2 separate regions of the Homo sapiens genome follow, and region 2 is linked to region 1. A link is a loop called in an ENCODE intact Hi-C map of the cell type or tissue named here. Cell type or tissue: gastrocnemius medialis. All regions are shown on one strand. Links, peaks and the distances in the headings refer to the core of each region. The heading gives the core; the rest is flanking DNA. Region 1 overlaps LOC105379048 (a long non-coding RNA gene). Region 2 overlaps LINC01455 (long intergenic non-protein coding RNA 1455).

Region 1 (10,745 bases), core at 1,369-9,368:
CATCTGCTCTGGGCTGGGGAATTAAGTTTCCAGAATCAATGATGGGGTGGGGCTGGGGGTCACGTCCCCACTTGCAGTGAATCTGTATGGGAAAAGCACATCCTGGAGAAAGGAGTTACAAGGGGATGCATGATGAAATCCCTCGGAGATGCCCAGACATGGTGGAGGGAGACCTGGGCGGCTGACAGCTATTCTGCTAGTCCCAGGCAGATGGGGGGTTGAACATTAAAAGAGATGAAACTTTATGTTAGGCTACGAGAGCAGACATCCAGGTTTCAGTGTGGGGAGATGCCCCAGGACTTAAAGATGAAGGGGCTGTGGGAAATGATGGCGGAGGAGAGGTCCAGGTCTAGGTCTTCAGGGGAAATGGAATCTCCCTACCTTTCCTGCTCGAGAGGGTGCTCAGCTGTAGGGAGGGGGTGCTCTTCTTCTTTTGGGGCTTTATTGTCAAAACAGAGGAGTGGTCTTCCTGCACGACCCAGGGAAAGTGCCTTTTTAATGAAGGACTTCTGTCCTTGGGGTCTTCTCACCTTCCCTTTGTTCCATCTTCTCGCCTCCTTGGCCTTTTTCTCTCACTTGCTATCTTTGTTCTTATTTAGAGGAAAGGTTTGGGTAAGACTATTCATTTCATAGGATATTTTCTGCTTAATCTTTTTTTTAGAAAATGGTAAAGTCTTCATTTCAGACACCTAGCCCATGCTTGTCCATAGAATTACATGTTCCTATTGGAGGGGCTTTGTCCAACATGCATCCCCTGGAAGAGACCCACTGGCCTTCTCATAACAACAGAAGAGAGACAGTAATGGGCTCCATGACAGACAGCTTCTCACTTCCGTCATTCCAACTGGTTCTGGGAGTAGGGAGAGCTTATACCAGCTGCTTCATGCAGGCTCCAAAGGGCATTTTGTTTTAGCAGTGCCCTTTTCCTTAGGAATTGTCGCGTTCTGCCTCTCCCTCTCATTCATTCACTCAGCTACGTGCTGAGTCTCCACCAAGGAGAAATGACTAGAGGCAAGCGCTGCTCTCAGGAAACGGAGTTACACTGTGAGGCAGTTTGTGAGTGGATCCCAGGCTTAGCAAGACCCACTGGAAATTCTCTCAGGGTTCAGAGAGGATAGAAGAGATGAGGGCTTGAGTAGATGAGAAGAGAAAACTCTTTGAAGTCAGCCCTTGAAAGATTGGTTCAGCAGAGAGCAGGGGCTAGGACATTGCAGATGAAGCAGGGAGACAGCATAAGGGATATCATAAATATACATGGGATACGGTATATGTGTGTATGCATGCATGCATAATAGTTATATGTGTAAATAGTGCAAAATCCAGAAAGTTAAAAAGATATGTATTCTGGCTCCTTGTTCCTCCTCACCCAGTTCCCCTCCCTAGAGGCAGCGTTTATGTTTAAAAATATTTAACAAAGACAGAGTATCGCTCCGCATCCCCAACTCATGGCTGGATGGCTGAACCGTTTTCTAAGAGTGGAAGTATCAAACATGCATGTTTTCATTGTTTTATCCGCAGTGCATTCTGTGACCACTCTCCACAACCAAGTCCTCACAAAAAATACTTCATGCACCATTTTGGGGACCAAGTTCCTGCCCCAAGATGCAGAAAAATTGAGAGGCCTATATAATGTTAGCCACCCCTGCCTCCTCCCAGGAATCCACAGAAATCTCCGGAGGACTCTGGGCTCCTGCAGGTCATGAGTTGTGGGTCTGAGCCAAGAGCATGGAGATCTAAGAGATCTAAGGGACCGGGAGGCCCCAGGGGCATGTGCACTGCACATTAAATGGAAAAGGTTGACCCATTTGGAGACCAGGGCAGCTTACAGCCAAGGAAGGGCTGCCTCTGCCCCCAAGGGGATGTGTAAAGGGGGTGCCCAGGGACACACAGGAGCAGCCCTCATGGAGGGCACTAACAGAATCAGGGTTCACAGGCTGCAGGAAGACAACTGAGAACACACAGATGGACTCTGGCTCTTCCCAGATGAGTTTCCTGACCAGAAGAGAACTCCCGCATAGAAAGGTTATGTGGGAAACACTCTGGTTTTTCTTCTCCTGCTGTGAAATCAATTAAAAACAGGATGGATATAAAATGGTTTTATAACCTCCTCCACCTCTGGCTTCCTTTCTTCTTGGGGATGAGCCAGGCAGAGTGGGGAGAGACAGGAGTCTCACGGTCTGCAAATTCTGCAGCAGTTTAAATGATAGTGACCTATTGCTTCAGCTCTCCTCAGGGGACCTGGGGCTGGAGGAGAAAATGTCTCCTTGGAAAGTGGCCAAAGGAAGGAGAGCCCCATAGAGGGAGTGAGGGTAGGTAGGGCCCAACCCTTCCAAGTTCTGGGTCAGTCTTAGGTTCAGAACGCATCTAACCTGGGGAAATGAGACAGCCAGTTTTGGAAGAGAGTTTATTTCCCACAGAACAATTCAAATGGCTTGTTAGCCTCGCGCACACTTGCTTGATATGACCCAACATGAATAATTTTCATTCCTGTTTTGATTTACAAAAAATGATAGTACATAACTTTTTTTGAGTACTACTCTGTGCCAGGAACATACTCAGATACCTTTCTTACGTTAACTGTAATTCTTATAACACTACTGAAAGTTAAGTACTATTTTCTCCTGTTAAAAATAAGGAAAATGAGGCTCAATGAGGCTAAGTAAACTTCTCAAGATCAGAGAGCTAGTAAGCGGCAAAACCAGCATCCAAACACAAGTTTGTTAAAATAATAATAGTTCTGACTTATTGAACTCTTCTGTGGGCTAGATATTTGACATACATTATCTGAAATCCTTATCACAACCCTGTGAGGGATTTTGCTGTAGCTCCATTTGACAGATGAAAAAGTCATATTTAAGGAAATAGTGCAAAGCCCTAGAACTGACTTGGTGAAGTCTGGCCTTGAACCTGGGTCTCTCTGGATTCTCTGATGCCTGTATTTATTCCAAGTGTGCCACGCAACTTCGGGGACCCAGAAAGGTGCTCTTGCCCTAGGTGCTTCCAGTGGGTGCTCTGGGACCAGCGAGGGGCCCCCACTGGTTGTCCGTGGTGATCTGAGGTTGAACTGAGCTGTACACAGAGCATGAGAGTGGCTTCTGCCAATACACATTGTTCTCCGCAGCATGTAATGTTTTCTAGGGCCTTGGCCAACTTGGCTGAGGCATTGTAGACATCTTGAGGGACTGGGTTCCGAGCATCTTAAACGGATCGACAGATTTTATCAGGAAGTACTGCTTCTTACCACAGAGCTGCCCACATTTTTCCCAGTGAAGAGTATTAGCTGGAACTAGGGTTCCAGCTATTTTTACACCCGATGTAAAATCATGTGAATGAGCTTCCATGGCTTACACATCCCTCCTTACTCGTCAGACAGTTCTGATCTGCTTTAGGCAACCCCATCTTCTCTTTATTCCTGTGTTATTTTCCAAGGCACAGCCACCCACAAAACATCTTGGGGAATCTTGATGTCCCAATCCACATCTTCGCTTCACTTACTTGCTTGCACCCTGAAATCTGTAGTCCACAAGCAACAGCCACAGCAAGACAATCCGAGATTGGGCTGGCATTGAGAAACGCCCAAAACATGTTTACATCTTGCATGTCTTTTAGGGCTCTTGTTAACCCAAGGAGAAAGAGCAGTATGAACACCGGTTTTAGAGAATAAATCTAAGACCCTGTTAGTGCCCGAAGCAGGATTAGAAAGTAGATTTTCACCGGATTCCATTGTCCCCAATTCTCTTGCTCCAGACCCTATTCTAAGGCATAAAGTTAGGGAAATAGCCACAGAGGCTCAGGCACATTGCCCTGATTTGAAATGTTTCCCTCAAGGGGTCCTTTCAGTTGTTCTGAAAACTCAGCCTGAAAATTGTAAATGCCCCATAAAGGCAAAGCTTTTACCTGGAACAATCCATTGCAGAAGAAGCATATTCCCTAAAGCCAAGGTTGTTGCACAATTTGAGCTGTCTCACAAGCACCAGCAACTAGTCATTCATTTATTCAAGAAATACATACTGAGTGGCTTCTAGGGGCCAAGTACTGCCGAGTACTGTGGACTCAGCCTAGCTCTCCTGGAGTGCAGAGTGCATCGGAGGAGTCAGTTGAACAGGAACTTTTAGTGAAGTGTGCGCTCTGGGAGTAGACAGCAGGGGGGCCTGGGCAACCCCAAGGTCAGGGTTGGCTTCTCTAAGGAAGTGACATTTAAACTAAGACCTGGAAGACAGTAGAAGCTGGCCAGGCAAGGATGACATGGAGTCCTCCAGTGTGGCAGCCATGAGTATGAGCCTCGCAGACCTCCAAGATGGAGGAACTTCATTGACCAGGAGCCCAGCTGCTGCACTCTGCAATCCATCACCATGCCTGTATGGAGGCCATGCTTCCCATAGGCTACACCAAGGCAATGGCTGAGGTTGGTGGGAGTGCCAGGGCAGCCTGTTCCTTGGAAGCCAGGACAACTCTGATGGCCACCTTTGCTCAAGAACACCCCCATAACGCTGCTGAGCTTCTTTACATTGCTGGGTGGTCTACAGTGTTTCTCTCCATCCTTCCTCCCATCTCTCCTTCATGTGGAGTCAGGCTTGCACCGTGTTCCTTATCCAACCTCTCTCCTCTCCTGCCTGCCATGGGCATGTGTGACATCGCTCAGGGAGGATGAGAAGCGGGAGGTGAGCTGAGCCAAGAGGCCAGGAAAGAAAAAAGGGAAAGGGCCCTGGGTAGAGCCGGGCAAGTTCTATTGTCCCAGCAGGAGGAGGAAAAGTCAGACAGGAGGAGTCAAAAGTTGATTCCAGGGGTTGTTTGAGATTAGAATCCTGTCCCTTCTTTTTAAAATTCCAGAATGGCTCTGGCTAAAAGCTTCCTGTTTCAGGACAAAGTCCCAAAGGAACTTTTTTGTAAAGCCATCTTGTAGATCACCTATAAAAGCTTTGTCCTTCCCTAACATTTATATCCTTACAGGTATCAGAAGAAGGTGGCTCTCCAGAGTGTCACCTTGGCAGGGCCAATCCCAGTCCTGACTGGGGAGAAGCCCAGGTGCCAGGAGTGTTGTTACTGCGGCAATGGACGCTGCAGTCTGCCGGCACCCGATGCCGCTCACCAGCTCCATCCTTCTAATCAGCAGCCGAGGCTCAGATTCTTCCCAGCTGCATGGGGAGACTGTCCTGCTCGGGCTGCTGTGAGTCACTTGGCAGATCTAGTTCTCATTGCACATTAATGCATTGGGGATTTTGTTTTATTTTTTTAAAAATAAAAGAATAACATTAACATCAAGGGAGGTCATCAGAGAGAAAAAGAGTTACAAAAAGGCAGCATGCGGCCTGTGCGTGTGAGGTGGAAGGTGGAGCGGGGGTGGGTTTTGGCCTTTAGGTGGGCATGGCTGCCCCAGCCAGGGCTTCAGTGGTGCCTTTCACATCCATTCTTTATCTATAGGATGCCTGGGGATTAGGTAGGAGTGCCAAAACACTGCAATTATAAAAAGAGGGAAAAATGACCCTGTTGGTGATCATTTAAGGAAGTATTTTAGGACAACTGAAAGGAAATAGATCTTTACACAGCCTGTAGCCTGTAAGTGGAACCCATTACCCCCATTAGGTGTTCTGCATGGAAGTAAAAAATGGGTCCGAGAATAGGTCAGATAAATTCACAGATATTAGATGTCATGGTCACTAGGATCAGCCTATGAAGAGCAAGTTACCATGTTCCCATGAAAATGTTACTGCTGCCCCCAGAGGACCTGTGCTCCAGCCACATCAAGCTCCTAAATATTTCTGGAACAGTGAGTCTTCTTTCTTGAGTCTGTGTCTTTGCCATGCCGTTGCTTCTAGGTTCCCTTGCCACTTTTTCCCAAGAGTGGTAAACTACCACTTATTCTTCAAGATCCAGTTCAAAGCCTCCTCTAGAAAGCCTTTCTTGAATCCTCTAGGGCAGGGGTGGTCACTCCTCACTCTGTGCCCCCAAAGCCTGCTGTACCAAGCACACACACAAAGCTACCACTGCACTATAATTGTTTGTCTGCTCAACTGGACTATAAAATTCTCCAGGGTAGAGATTGTGCCTGATTCATGTAGCTTAGCAGAGAGGCTGGCCTGCAGCCTCTGTGCAGGAAATACATGTGAATAAAGGAATGAATGTTGAGTTACATCAACCAATGGTCTCACCACTTAAAGGACATATTCTTAATGACATTCTCAGAAGCTTTGCTTCTAATATCACTTGGACAATACTCTTCTGCCAGGACATATTCCTGTTTATCTCAGCTAATATATATGCTAGTCTCCAAAGCAGCCATCTGTGTAGTTGAAGTGAAGTAGCCAAGAGAATTGAGATTTTAGTGTCTTTAACTTAACTGTGTCTCTCAGACAAATGAGCCAGTTCCCCAGAAATCTGGTCTAGAAACATTGCCAATGCACATTCCAGTGACTTTGAGATGTTAGAAAAACAGACATATCACCTTTCAGGCTGAAATCACTGGGAAGTGCATTTTAAAGCTGGGTTTCCTTCCAGATCCTTAGGTTGTGAATGACACACAGTCTGTGGAAAATTTATGAGATCACCAAGAAGCCGAGGTCTGAAGTGTTCAAGAAGTGTTTAACCACAGATCAAACACAACATTTGCGTGTTTCTGAAAAACAACAACAACAACAAAAAACCACCAAACAGCAAACAAAGGTCTAATGATCAAAATGGTGTCCAACTCAAACCAATATGAGGGGTCTGCTCAGGCCCATATGTAGAGATTCTGAAGATGATGAATTGTAGGAAGAGAAAGGAGAGTAAGACCCTGGCAAGTATGGGAAAATCCAAGAATAATGAGGGGTGCTGCTCGGTCAGTTAAATAACTATCCCTAGAGAAAAATTCCTGGAAGCCGAGAACCTTGGGTTTCAACCCCAATTTACATCTTTTTAGAAAATCATTTGAACTTAACTTTCAAATGATTGACTGCAAAAATTTGTTAGTCAATTTAAAAATATCTATACATGCTTTTATGTGTGTGTGTGTGTGTATGTGTGTGTGTGTGTGTGTGTATTTTTAGTAGAGACGGGATTTCACCACGTTGGCCAGGCTGGTCTTGAACTCCTGGCCTTAAGTGATCCACCCGCCTCGGCCTCCCAAAGTGCTGGGATTACAGGCGTGAGCCACTGTGCCCAACCTACACGTGCTATTAACTTAAAGGCAAATGTAAAGTGTTTTGATGGGCCGCAATGCAGCTTTTTATTCAGAAAATAGCTTTGGGGCAGCTAGTATGTCCAGGGCCCCTGACTGGGCCCTAGAGATGCAGCAGGGAGTAGGACTGCGGTCGCCTCTGCCCTCATGGGACCTAGAGTCTGGTAAGAAGAACAGGCCCAGAATAAGTGATTACATTAATAGCCAGTGGCAATAAGGTTTTGCTGGGAGACATCCAGAGGGTTCTGTAATATCCAGTAAGGGTACTTGATTTATTCCAAAGGGCAAAGATACTCACCCTGAGGAAGTGAGCCTGGGCTGATGCTCAGCATTGTGGATGTAGGGAGAAGAATGTTCCAAGAAAAGGGAGGACTCTCAAGAACCGAAGCTTACAGAATTGCTGAAGCCCAGGATGAGAGGAGGAATCACCAGAGAAGGCTTGAGAGATAGGCAGGGGCAAGACAAAAATATTTAACAGCTGACACGTGGATATAATTTCATAAACTATTACATTTATCTTAAATGTAATTATAAAATGTGTTCCATTTTATTCTCTAAATTTGCTAAATTATAGATATTATTCAATGTCTTCCTTTCCAAGAGATTTAAGTAATACTACAAATTGTTTATAGATGTGATTTTTTTTTTCTTTGATGTAACTGCCACTAGATAAATGATGCCCCTGAGCCATGAGAAAACTTTTCCAATGATTTTCCCATTAAATTGCTGCACATTAAGTAACACGCAGACTCAGGAAGTGGAGAATCCACTTAACTTCAATGGTATTTTTCAAGATGCTTAATTTTCTCTCAGCATCTGCTGAAATAACAGCCATTGCATTAACAAAGTTTCCTAGCGCTTGTAATACTGCCTTAGATTTTTATCTATTCAATATCTTTATATTGACTAAGTCATGAAAATGGTATATTGGAATCACATGCTTGAGTTTCACCTACTCCTTAGGCTAGATGAGAGGCTCTAGTGGGCAATTACGTACTGAGCTGCCAGTTCAGTATTTTGGCTCAGCCCCTCAGGCTGTAGATAACCTCCCTGCACTGCGGTTTTCTCATGCATAAAATGGAAATTATGGTATCTGTGGTGTTCCACTGAATTAATATACATCTAGAATGAACACAGCTGGCGTTCTATTCCCATTAGCTCTCCCCTTTAGTAATAAAATTAATATTGTAAATGCCCAGGACAGATGACCATCAGGTATCCAAGCTCTTCTGATAAATGTAGGAGTAATTCAACAGAGAAGAATTTCTCACTGGTCTCCAGACCATCCTTATGGGTGCCTGTCTTTCTCGAGAGTGCCCATCATTCCTGAACTCTGCCCGGCACCTGACCAGGACCTGTAGGAAGCATATTAATATGCACTTATTTGCTCTTTCAATTTTCACTGGGTACTCTAGGAGCCCAAGTTCGACAAAAGCTGATGTTCCCACATATGGCCAGGTGAGGGCGACTCTGAGGGAGCACTGGCCTGTGGTAGCTGACTACAGCCTGGGAGGGTACCAGAGTCCCTATCAGGGGTAATGTCATCCCTTTACCATGGGATTTGGGAATGCTCTGGTTAAGTGAATTCACTGGGACAAGGCCTAGAGCTTGGTGAGCATAGGGCTTGCCTGCTGAACACCACCACAGTGATCCTCAAGCAAAACCCACCTGGATTGGGAAAACACCAAGACACGGGCATGAGGCAATCCTCTCATGGTGGAAGCCAATGGCAGTGCCTAGAAGTCCATATTTTGGGGGAAACTGATTGGCACAAGCATCAACCAACCAGAGTAGATTCAGCATTCACTCTTTGGTTAATGGGTGGAGAGGAGATAGGGGAAGTAGTTCCAAAGCATAGGAGAATTTTACTATTTAAGCAGCTAGTACCATTAACCATGCAGATAAACACAAGTTGAATGTTAACCTCAGAGCCATATTAATGGCCCTGGATGCATAGGAAGAACATGGACAGCCACAATGGTCTTATGAGATCTGATGTAAGTTTTTGACAGTGTTTTCTGAATACAATATGAAGAACAAGTTGAAGGAAGTCAAGACTGGAGGCAAGGAAACCAGTTGTGATACCTTTCAAGGGTTCAGGTTGGGATATGAGAGATATTTAATGTGTGTAATTCTCAAGACTTGGTGATTAACTAGATGTGGGAGGTAAGAAGGAGAAGGAGTCGTCAAGGATGACTCCTAGGTTTCTTGCTTGGGAATTTAGGCAGATTAGGTCACTATTTTTCTTTTTATTATTTTTTTATTTTATTTTATTGTATATATTTTTTATTATACTTTAAGTTCTAGGGTACATGTGCACAACGTGCAGGTTTGTTACATATGTATACCTGTGCCATGTTGGTGTGCTGCACCCATTAACTCGTCATTTACATTAGGTATATCTCCTAATGCTATCCCTCCCCACTTCCCCCCACCCCACAACAGGCCCTGGTGTGTGATGTTCCCCTTCCTCTGACCAAGTGTTCTCATTGTTCAGTTCCCACCTATGAGTGAGAACATGTGATGTTTGTTTTTTTGTCCTTGCGATAGTTTGCTGAGAATGATGGTTTCCAGCTTCATCCATATCCCTACAAAGGACATGAACTCATCCTTTTTTATGGCTGCATAGTATTCCATGGTGTATATGTAGGTCACCATTTTTCATGCCCCCATAGAAAATCAGGAGACAGGCATGTTTGGAGAGGGGCTGTGTTCAGTCTGGTGTTGGATATGTTCAGTTTGAAGTACCTAAGACCTATCTAAGCAGAGATCCAGTAGGCAGTTGGAGATATGTGTACCACACAGAAAGAGGCCTGGCTGGAGATGATGATTTTGGAATCCTTACATATTGCTGCATGAAATTGCTGAGAGAGAGAGAATACAGGTGAGAAAGGCATGGGTTTGAGTCCAGAGTAACAACAACATGTAAAGAACAGGTAGAAGATAAGGCAGCACAGGGTTAGGTGGAAAACCAAAATATCACACTCTAACAGAAGGCAGGAGAAAGGTGTGTTGGGCATGGTGAATGGGCACTTAGCATCCATTCCTACCTTCTCTGCTGTCTACGTTGTCTTCTTGGACAGCTCAAGACTACTTTCCCCAGATTCCTTTGCAACTACAGGACTGGATGCAAATTAGGTTCAAATTCAAATTTGGGAGAAGATTGCTTTGGGAATGTCAGGAGAGCAGAACCTTCCCATGATCCTTTTGATTATTGCAAGATAAACCATAAAGCCTTTTCTAGAATAGCAACATGGAAATAATGAAGAAAGAAACTGCTCTGACAAAGTGAGTCATCTTCTTTGAGGGCAAGTATGTTGGTACAGAATGTATTATATTTTAAGGGAGGATTTCTTCCTTTTTCCTGAGGAAAATGAAGAGCTAGGATTCTGGACCCAGAGGTTTAGGCAGGGTCAAAGGAATTCCTGCCCAGGTCAGTTAGTTCGTGTGCGATGACAGAAGTGCACTGGAGATCGCTGCAAGATGCGTAGTTGATATTTTCCAGAAGTATAGTTTGGTATCTTATTTTAAGTTTACCATTTCTATCTTGTAATTCTCTTTTGCTATCCTCAAATCTTTTGAGTATTCT
Region 2 (10,745 bases), core at 807-8,806, 89 kb after region 1:
ATTGTGAGCTCAGTCTGATCAGAAGTTGGAGGCAGCCTAGATTCCTTTGGCCTCCTGGTCCCTTTGGCCTCAACGTGCATTGTTATCCTCATTCCTAATCCCCAGATGCAAATATTGATTGATGTTTAAATGGCAACTTTTCATTAATGAGCTTAGAGCACTTTGTGAAAATGTGTGCTCTTGCCACCTCTGGGACATCTGCCTAAGTTGTGGTAAGGGTTCTGGCTAGGAGTTAAGAGCCCTGGTTCTAGTTCTGAAGCTGCCATACATTAGCTTAAAGCCTTTGTGCAAGAGAGAGGAGAAGAGCTATACCTTTGAGGTCCTTGCATTGCCATTGTCTATGATTTATGATTTTATGGTGAGTAGATCACAGACAGTGACAGGATCTTTCCATAGCTCCCTTTTCTGGTCAAAATGCAGCAAGAATAGTCCAACCACTTTACTAGGATGTCTTTATTTTTATGGCTTTTCCACCAAATGTATTGCTTTCCTTAGCTGGCCTGGGTTTTGGGGACAGATATTTGGCTATTATGTCCACAAATGCCCTTGACAACAGGCAACGGAGGAGGTAGGAGCCAGAAGCTTTGTAAGTTTCATAACTTACAGTTCCTGCTGGGATTTTGATTTGATGAACCTGTGTCACCTTAATAAATTATGAAGGCTTCTCTTTTCCTTGAATCTTTCCTTGTGTCTTTGTTCCAAAACAGGCCAAAGAATGTGCTCTAGAAATTGGCCATCTCCCTGTTTTGAAGGTGAAAGATTGCTGGGTGTCACCCCCAAAAGGAGACCTCTCTATTATATGTTTCTGTGGTTCCAAGCTCACTGTGAGCTGTGCCTTTGACTTGGCAAAGGAATTCATCGTTTGAAAAGCTATTTCTAGCCCAGCACAGCTGTTCACTGCTTAAGTTCAGCAAATGCCACCATTTTTGCAGACTGTCCTAATACCCCCAGAGAAATTATGGCAACCTAAGTGTGTGACTTTGGTGAGTGAACAAAGAATGACCACTTGTCCAAGGTCTCGCAGAAGTCATCCATTGTACATTTGATTATATTCTCTCCTCTCTTATCTGGTGCAATGTAGGCTCTTAAAAGCAAAACTCAAAAGAGGTTTTTTGCACTACGTTCCTTCCCTGATCTTTGTGAAATCAAGGAATCAGATGATAATAGTGATAAACTAATAACAGCAACAGCAATTCTGATTTCTTTGATGCTTCTTATGTGGCAGGTAATATACTAGATACTTTATAAAAATTATCATGCTCATTTACAGATGAGAGAAAAGAGGCATAGCAAGATCGTGCAATTTGCCAAAGAAACTTCTTAACTAGGAAATGTCAGATGTGGAATTTAAACCTGGGTTCACCTTGGTAGAAGGCTCATCGTATTCCACTATGGCATGTGGATTAAAATACGGATGTGGAGATATGGATGTGGATGGGGAGCTCTGTAACTGCCCTGGCTCCGTTTAGCTTACAGATCTTTGTTAAGGTTCTTTAGCAGTTTGCCCCTAATTCTGCTAAAATAAGATCCGCCTCTCTAGCCCGTTCCCCACCTACACAATGACAGAACTTCTTCCCTCAGCCTTTCTTCTGTATCTCTGGGAATACCCCAGTGGCAGTGGCAGGAGGTTGCAGCACACATAACTCATGCCACTGCTTGCCCTTCCCTAGCCCGCTCTGCTGGCCTCCTGATCACCTAGATGATGCTGTCTGGAGCTCCCGCTCCAGAGCGCCTGTCAATCTGATAAAGCTCTGGGATGGCGCTACACTGCCTGTGACCTCTAGTTGACCTTGGGCCATCTCTCCTCCCTTCTCCAGCTACTTACAAGCCCTTGATGTCCCTGCTCATCCCAGGTCTCTCTCTGGCTGGAGGGGAAAGAACTCAACCTTCTGTACCCTGCCCTTTTGTGTGTTTCATTTTGTGTGTGGATGGTGGAGGTGGGAAGGTGCAGGCCGGCAGCGGCCTTCCTTGGGCCCACTCTGGGGTTACAGTTTGTTCTGTTTCTCCCTATACTCCTCCCATCCAGTGCATGTAAGCCCCGGGGGTGCTGGATCAGAATGGTTCACATGGTGGAGTGCTGTGCTCAGATGTGTGGCTCTTTTTTTGGTCCTGCTACTGAATGACTCTCCAGGGCTCCTTCTCCTTTCTCAGTTAAAGGGAAGTTTCTCTCCCAGGGCTCCATGGTGGACATGTCTGTATATGAAAACCCACAGACTCCAGGAACCACAGAATCAGGAAGTGTGGCTCAAGGGAGCAAGGTGGCATTTCCTCACAGACACTGGGTGTCCAAATTCCAGGGGTAGTCAGGGGAGGTGTATGTGTGTGGAGTGCTGGCTGGATAATATTTCGAGCTAGCTAGCTATTGTGATTTTATCCATTTTATCCCTGCTTTTTCTCTTGCCCTCCTGCACCGGCCCCTACCCGCCACCTCCCATTCAAGCAGATAATAGCTGACTCTGTGCTCAGGCCTCACAGGAGGTTTGCAGCAAGGCACAAAGCAAAGACTTTGCTTCTAAGCTTTGGAAACAAAAGCCTAAGCCCTCAGCAGAAGAGGATTCGATGGAAAACAAAAACAAAAACAAAAAACAAAAGACAGATTGTCCTGAAGAAACATGGAAGGAAAGAAGCAATTTCCCCAAACTAGAAAGAAATCCCATTTGGTTAACAGGAGGTGAATGCAGAGGTGACAGAGAGACAGATGGGGCTCCAGGAGCACAGAACCAAGCACTGCTTCCTGGGAGAGTGATGTCAGCATGACTCAAAGGCGGCCTCAGCAGAGATGCTTGGGGACCCGGGAGCCACAGCACAGAGTGACTAGACCTGAGGGGTCAGGACAGCCAGGCAAGGGCAAGGCTGTCTCAGGGATCTGTAGACAGAGAAGCGAGGACCAGGTGGGCCTCACCCCAGAGGCCTTGGCACTGCGTGAGCTCCAGAAACTCTGGCGTTAATAACCACGGGCGAGGGACTCCTGGGAAAACTGAGGTTATGCATTTTTTTGTTTATTTTTTATTTTTTCTGCCAGCCAGAAGAAATAAGAGCTTGGCATTATAAATTAAGTTGTTACAGAAAACAAAAGAAAACTCGTCAACCTTGTGTTTGTGGACTGGGATTCACGCCCTCTGCCACCTGCCCTCGTACCCCTCGTGTTCACCCAGAAGGAGATAAGAGAGCCTGTGCTCGTACTCTATCCTGGGCATTTGGCTAGACGCAGGCCTTCTGTCCTGGACCCAGGAATAGGTAGCATTGACCACGAATGCTTCGTATTACACTTTCTTTTCCATTTCAATAATGATTCAACAAAACAGTTTTAAATGAAAAGCATTCGGTAAACATTGTTCAGTTTTTCCAGGACTTTAAGCTTCAGAGGGATGCCACAAAATCATCTTCAGAGAAGTTTATGGTGCTTGTAAGGCTGAGAAAACAAGAGTCCTTAAGAAAAGCTCTGATTAAACATTGTAGAGCATTGTATTTCCTGCCTTGTAATTGTGATAGATGGTATGGTTTTGTTTTTAAACAACACCTCATCTTTGAAATGACTCTGCTGGAAACCTAGCATTTTTTTTTTTTTTTCAGAATATTTCCACTGTGTATATTAAATTGACTAAACATTCAGAAGAAGGAGCACAAATCAGACCCAGGAGAGTCTGTTGCAAAGTGTAAGTAGGAGAGAGGAGATGTTACCAATACTGAAAATACACTAAAATTCTGATGAAAGTACCAGATTCAATCCCATGCAAGCCTCTTAGGAACACTCAAACTGTTGAAAATAAAATGGAAAAAAGCGATTACACACTGGCACCAGCATCTAATTGTTTAATGAACATTACATGGCCTGGATCCTATTACTAATGTTTCTCTTCTTTGACATATGTCCACTGATGAAGGAAAGTTCTTTTTGGGTTGCAAAGTGGCTTTCAGAATTTGGACGCTCTGAAAGATAACAAACAGGCAACATCTTTTACTTCTTGCTCACAAGTAAATTTCTGGCAGTTTTTGACAGGTCATAAACACACATGAAATGCTAAACGTAGTGGGTTGTTAGATGCTTTCCTTAAAGTTGAAAAACATTTTTAAAATAAGTTTCCTTATGTCTACTTTTTTCCACATTCTCAACTCTGACATTCAAATGCACTTCACGAACCGACACGTAATAACATTTGAAAACCAAATTTGGAAAACCTTCACGAATTCAGACTTCACTCTTAGAGAATTTTCAAAGCATTCTTGAGACAAGCAAATCGAGGCTGTGAATAAGATTACTGAGAATAATGCTTACTTAAGAGAAATATTCATGTTTGTTAGATATGCACAAGCAGTTAATTACATTTGGAGTTGTGCTTGTTTAGGTCCTTTTGTGAGAGCACTGACACTGTTTAGAACTTTCTAGAAAAGCTTTCATCCATTGGTTTCTGTGACTTCACTCTTCCTTGTATTTCCAATGGGCTCCCTGGACGCATCTCCTCAAGCTCTTTTGTGGGTTTTTCTTCCTCACCCAGCTACTTCAAAGGTGGAGTTACTTAGGGTTCCATCCATAAACCTCTTCTTTTCTCACTCCACAAACTCACCCAAAGGTTTGAATTAACTATATGCAGATAATGCTCATGTTTATGTCTCCAGCCTCAATCTCTTCCTTGAGCTCCCTCATGTGTATCCTGTCTTAGTGGGTGACTCCACTATCTATTGCTAGTCTAAGCCTTAAACCTGGAATTTATGCTTAATTCCTCTCTCCCTTCCCATCATCATCCTAAATATCACTTTAAACATCCACCCTGTCTCTTCCCACTGTTGTCAACTTATTCCTGCCATCATCCTTTCTTGTCCAAATTTCTATAGCAATCTTTTAACTGATCCATCTGCTTCTAAAACCTTTCTCCTGCTAAGACCACAGAAATTTTTCTAGAATGCAAATCTGAACGTGTCACTCCTCTGCTAAAAAAACTTGTTCAGGGCCGGGCATGATGGCTCATGCCTGTAATCTCAGCACTTTGGAAAGCTGAGACGGGTGGATCACCTGAGGTCAGGAGTTCGAGACCAGCCTGGCCAACATGGTGAAACCCCGTCTCTACTAAATATACAAAAAAAAAAAAAAAAAAAATTAGCCGGGCATGCTGGTGGGTGCCTGTAATCCCAGCCACTTGGGAGGCTAAGCAGGAGAATTGCTTGAACCCAGGAGGTGGAGGTTGCAGTGAGCCGAGATCGCGCCATTGCACTCCAACCTAGGCGACAGAGTGAGACTCTGTCTCAACAACAACAACAACAACAAATTGTTCAGGACTCTCATTGCCCTCAAGATAAAGCCCACACTTCGCTTAGGCTGACAAGGGCCTTCATGATGGAGACCACATTCCACCCTCAGCATAACTCTTGCACACCAGACTGAATGCACTGTTTGCATTTTCTGTTCCATCTGATTAGAATGCCATCCCCCTCACCTCCACTCTCCCCTGGATCTATAAAGCTTTCTTCCATCTAAGATATCACCTCCCCTGGGAAGCTTCTCATCCTTCCCAAGATTGAATAAGGGACCTCTCCTATATGCTTCTATAGTACTTACATCCTATATTACCTATATCACAGCACTCAACACTCTGAATTTCAGCAGCAGCTTTATTCATCAGTTTTCTCAGATGATTGTAAAAACCTTCAAGGTATCTTCCTCATCATATCTCCAATAATCAGCTCATTCTAGATTCTTGAAAAACATTTGACAGATAGATGAATGCAGTTACTTTAAAGATCTGTTTCTCAGTTTCCTGATTCTAAATTCTGAACAGGGAGAATCTAATTTGCCCAGCTTGGGTCAGTTTCCATCCCTGGTCCAATGAGCTGAGCTAGGGGTGTGAGAGTATGGATGGAATCTCTTAGAAAGGAGTGTGGGGTTAGAAGCAATGGGTGGCATGCATAACCAAATTATACAATGTTCTTCATTGAAACAATAAAACTGCATTGTAGTTTTTAAAAGTCATATGTTATATATTTTTCATTAATTCATGAGCCTCCTTTCATTAGTTCATTATAAAAAGGTATCACTGTACCTTCATTTTAATACATAAAATAAAAATTATACAGTCACTTTTTACTTATTATTAGGGACTCATTCATCCAACTGTTCACAAATATTACTAAGTACCTACTATGTGCGAAGCTCTGTGCTAGGGACTCGGTAGATAGCAGAAAATAAAATCAAATCCCTGCTGTCATGGTGCTTGCTTTAAAAAATGTAAAACACAGATGCAGCATTTTAAATTAGAAAACTTAATATGAAAGAAGACAATAGGATGTTCTGCGGAAAATAACTGGGGGGATGTGATTCAGTTATGAGAGCCAAGGAAGGATTCCCAATCGGGGGAAAAAATTACATCAAAGCTAAGATCTGGCTTCTCTGGGAAGAATGCCTGGGATTGGAGAGTTGCGGGAGGACAAGGACGGAACTGGAGATCCCTGTGGAGTTATTATGATACTTGCAGCAAAAGACTATGACGCCTATGACTGTTGATGAATTCAGGAGATTCTGGGAGCCAGAACTGATTGCACTTTGATTGTTTCTATGTAGGGTGAATTAAAGGTGCTAAGAATAACAGTTGGGGTAGAGGTTAAGCACATGAACTCTGAAGCTAGATTGTCTGAGTTTAAATCCCAGTTCCATTAGTAAGTTATGTGACCTTGGGCAAATTACTTAACCTCACTGTGCCTTGGTTTCCTCATCTAAAAAGTGGGTGATAATAATAGTAGCTACCTTGAAGATTTGTTATGAGGATTAAACAAGTTAACATGCATAAAACATTTCAAACATTGCCTGCATGTCGGTTTACTTACAAACTGAAAAAGAGGTAAGTTTCCATGCTTCTGGCTTGAGCAATGGAGCGATACAGGTGACATTTATTGAGATGGGAAAGACTAGCAGAAAAAGAGACTTTGATGGACTGAAGATCACAGTTTAGCCTTAGATACAGGCTTGAGATTGCTCAGACCTCTTGGACATCTCTCTTTGGGCAGGAGTCTGATCTCAGAAGAGATCCCTGGGCTGGAGATGTCAATCTGTAAGACTTCCAAATACAGGCAACATTTGAAGCCCAGGGATTGGAAAGGCAAGCAAGGAAGAGTGTGTAGAGTGAGCAAAGTGTGAATACAGGGCCAAAGACTGACCATGAGAGTTCCGAAAGCCAAGTGGAGAATGAGGGGCCAACTACTGGTTTATGTGCAGTGCTGTTATGCACATGCATTAGACAAGTGGAAATAGAAACATCTGGTATAATTTGAATATAAGGAATATTCAAACAAAGGACATCCTTGTATTTCTATTTTAATGGAGCTTAAAACTCTAATTTTCTGTTTAGCCCTGTTACATTGATTTTATGGCTTCTCCTATCCCTCATTGGAATCTCTGATCCAAAGATTTAAAAGAAAGTCTGGAGAATTTGGAGATATGAGTAGTTTCATGGCTGGATCTTCAATGGCGAAGACAGAAGGTGGGGCATAAACTAGAACCAGGTGATGAAATGTCTTATAAGCTGTCATAGGAGTTTAAACTTGATAACAGTAAGGAGCCATTCAAAGTGTTAAGCAACAGTGAAGCACGATTATTTCGTATTTGAGAAAGATCTTTGTTGAACAAGGTAGAAAATGCATTGAAAAGGAGCAAATCCAGAAGCTGAGAGGCCAATGGTGCATCTGTAACAGTAACCCAGGAAAGAAAAGGCAACACAAAGGCAAAGAAAAGACAAACCAGGACTGTGGGGGAGGCCAACGGTTCCAATTTAAGTAATGACCACAGCAAGAAACAGACAGGATGAGGTGATTGACTAGTTAGAGAAGGTAAGAGAGAGGATGACGCCATGGCCTCTGCTTTTGTTCAGACTATTCTGTGCCCTTAAAATATTACATTTTTCCTAATCCATCCTTATGCTCCATGCAGCACCCTCAATGTCTTCTGTAGGGATAACCCTTTAATTTTCAAATATGTTCTCATCCTGTCTCCTGATGAATGCATGCAGTCATTAATTAGCTCAAGTGGAAAATAAAGATGCGACTTACTTCATATGCACTCTAGGTCCCAGGCCTGGGTAGAAAAAAAAATCTATTACCTAAACCACAGAAGCTAAAATCCTCCACAAAGAAGAAAATACCCCAGTGATTGATTTGGTCTCCACATCACCTGGCTTAACTAAGTATAGAAGTATTAATATGCTAGACCCTATTTATTAAAATAATTTAGCTCATCATTGTGACAGAAAGCCCATGTTTCAAACAGCAATATTTTTGTAATAAATTAGAAGTCCCTCAACAAACCCTGTTAAACCCCATGTGGATTTCCGTTAATGGGGAAGATTTCCCAGTGACCTAGCTTAACACTGCTGCTGCACATTAATTTGCTTTCCAGCTATACATAAATAAATAAGTGGCTGCCTCCTTGATGTGAGCTGGAGGACCCAGGGGAAGGCATTTTTACCTCTAGGTATCTTCCCCAGACTTCTTATGCTGTTTATAATTATCATATTCATCATTTTTTTCTTCTCTCTCTTCCCAATTTCTTTCTTCCTAGTCTCTCTTGAACCTATTCCTATCAGACTTATGCCCCCACCATTCCATCAAAACTGCTTGTCAAGGTCACCAATGACCTCCATTTTGCTAAATCCAATGGTCAGGCATCAGTCCTCATTTAACATGATCCATCAATTGCATTCAGTGCAGCAAATCACCACCTCTTCCTTGACACACATTCTTCATTTGGCATCAAGAATAACACATTATTTCCATTTTTTTCCTACCTCATTGGGCTTAGCCTTCCTTGCTGGTGTTCTCCATGGTCTCTTAGTGTTCAGAATACCTCAGGGCTCAGTTCCTAGTCCTCTTCTCTATAACTTAAACCCTTGATCGTCTCATCCCGTCTCATGGTATTAAATAACACCTTTACCCTAACAACTCTTCAGTTAGTACCTCCTGGTCTCCAGCCTTACTCAGCATCTCCACTTGGATGTTCAATAGACATCTCAAACTCAATGTGTCAAATATGGAACTCCTCATCTCCCTTCAAAAACTGTTCTACTCATAGCCTTCCTTATCTCAGTTGATAGCAACTTGATTAAGCCAGTGCTCATGCCAAAAATCTTGAAGTCATCTTTCTCTCTTTCTCTCACAATCCACATCTAATCTTGTTGATAGTGTCTGCAAGGTACACCCAGAATCCATTCTCTTCCTACCTTTCCACTGCTACCATCCTGATCCACCAACTCTTGGCTCAAAGTCACTACAATATACTCCCAGCTTCTCTTCCTGCTTATACACCCTTGTCTAGCACCAGAACCATAGCTCAAGTAATCCTTCTTAAAAAGTAATCAGTGGCATCACTTCTTTACTCAAAAACTGCAATGACACAGGGTAAAAGCCAAAGCCTTAAAAATGCCTTCAAGCTCCTACCTGGTCTGCTCCCTCCCCTGAGTTTCAACCTCATCTCGTGGTCTCCCCTGCTCACTCTGCTCCTGACCACTGGCCTCCTTGCTGTTTCTGAGACATGCCAGACAAGCTCTATGTGTGCCCTCTGCCTTGAATGCTGTCGGATACTAGAGGCCAGCCCCACCCTTCTTTCATGGCTTTGTTCAAATGCCATCTTCCCAATGCCACTTATCCTGCCATATTTCATACTGTCACTTGCCCCAGCCCCAGTGGTCCCAGCCTCCTTGCCCTGCTTTACTTTTTTCTTTTTCCATAGCACATATCACTTCCTATTATGTGATGCAATCTGCTTATTTATTAGGTTCACTATCAACTGTCATCTCTGCTGGAGTGTAAGAATCACAAAGGCAGAGGTCTTTGTTTTGTTCACTGATGTATCCTGAACACCAAGAACAGTGCCTGGAACATAGGAGGCACTCAGTAGATGCTTATTGAATTAATGTTTTAGGCTTCAATCACAAGGGGCCCTAGTATAAGGCAAATATTATTGGACAGGTGATACATTCAGCTTCAGGTTTCCAATCTGAGCCATTAACATATCTTACAAGTTTGAACGAACTACAAATGAGATGTCTTTGATCCATTTCCTTTCTAGCTCACTCCTTCAACACATTTTTCATCCCAGTGCTCTGGTCCTCTCCTCAGGACAGGGAATGGATACAGTCAATAGTGTCTGTTCAGGGTTTATCCTCCCTAGAGTAATTTGGTCCTCTTTCTCCTTATTCCCATGAAATCTGAACTGTGATCCAATTTCTCAAGACCTTAAAACTAAAAAAAATGAGAACTAGTGACCCCATTTTAAGAAATATTGCAGATTGTAAATTAAGCCAATGCTGCTGTTAAACCAGATTTAGCTCATTGACATCTAGAGGAAATACAAACGATTGCCAGAACTTTATAGCAAGAGAGAAGGATACGGTATAGTGGGAAACCCAAGCAAAGGGCTGGATTGGGAGCTCTATGTTACTAGAGGCTAACATGAATGTCCCAGAGGAGCGAAAAAGAGGGACACAAATGGAAGGAACAGATCATGGGGCACACACCTTATTTTTGCCTAAGGTGGACAACTGGGCTAATTCACCAAAGGTTTTGTGAGCCCCCCATCGTGCTGCTGGCACCTAGGATAGCCGGGTGGAGGCTTCTCCAACAATTCTAAGAAATACCCATGGAATGAGAAATGCCCAGGCAGATATGTGGCAAGCGCTATCTCCCCTGGAGCTCTTCTGGAGACCCTGGGCCACTTCCACAATGCTTTCTACACTGAGAACACTCTACACTCTCACTCTACACTG

What was found. A loop is a pair of places that touch in the nucleus more often than their neighbours do. Peaks named below come from ENCODE experiments on the same cell type or tissue, not always from the same donor. Only the 100,000 strongest peaks of a DNase experiment are listed, where the experiment ranks them.
Region 2: it touches region 1 in a loop (2.4-fold over the local background); 6 of 110 quality-filtered maps call a loop at or near these places.

What each region holds. Positions count from the first base shown.
Region 1 is chr5:79,870,290-79,881,034 of GRCh38, forward strand. All of the region lies in intron 1 of LOC105379048 (a long non-coding RNA gene), which reads left to right. Among named protein-coding and RNA genes, the nearest start is that of LINC01455, 61 kb to the right of the region's middle. In gastrocnemius medialis, for the core only: no CTCF peak of the experiment used is centred there; no DNase peak of the experiment used is centred there; H3K27ac peaks cover 2,180 bases.
Region 2 is chr5:79,960,250-79,970,994 of GRCh38, forward strand. LINC01455 (long intergenic non-protein coding RNA 1455) reads left to right here. Exons shown (of 3, transcript NR_131226.1): 3 at 7,338-7,377. The region is part of intron 2 of LOC105379048 (a long non-coding RNA gene); the gene reads left to right. Among named protein-coding and RNA genes, the nearest start is that of MTX3, 26 kb to the right of the region's middle. In gastrocnemius medialis, for the core only: no CTCF peak of the experiment used is centred there; no DNase peak of the experiment used is centred there.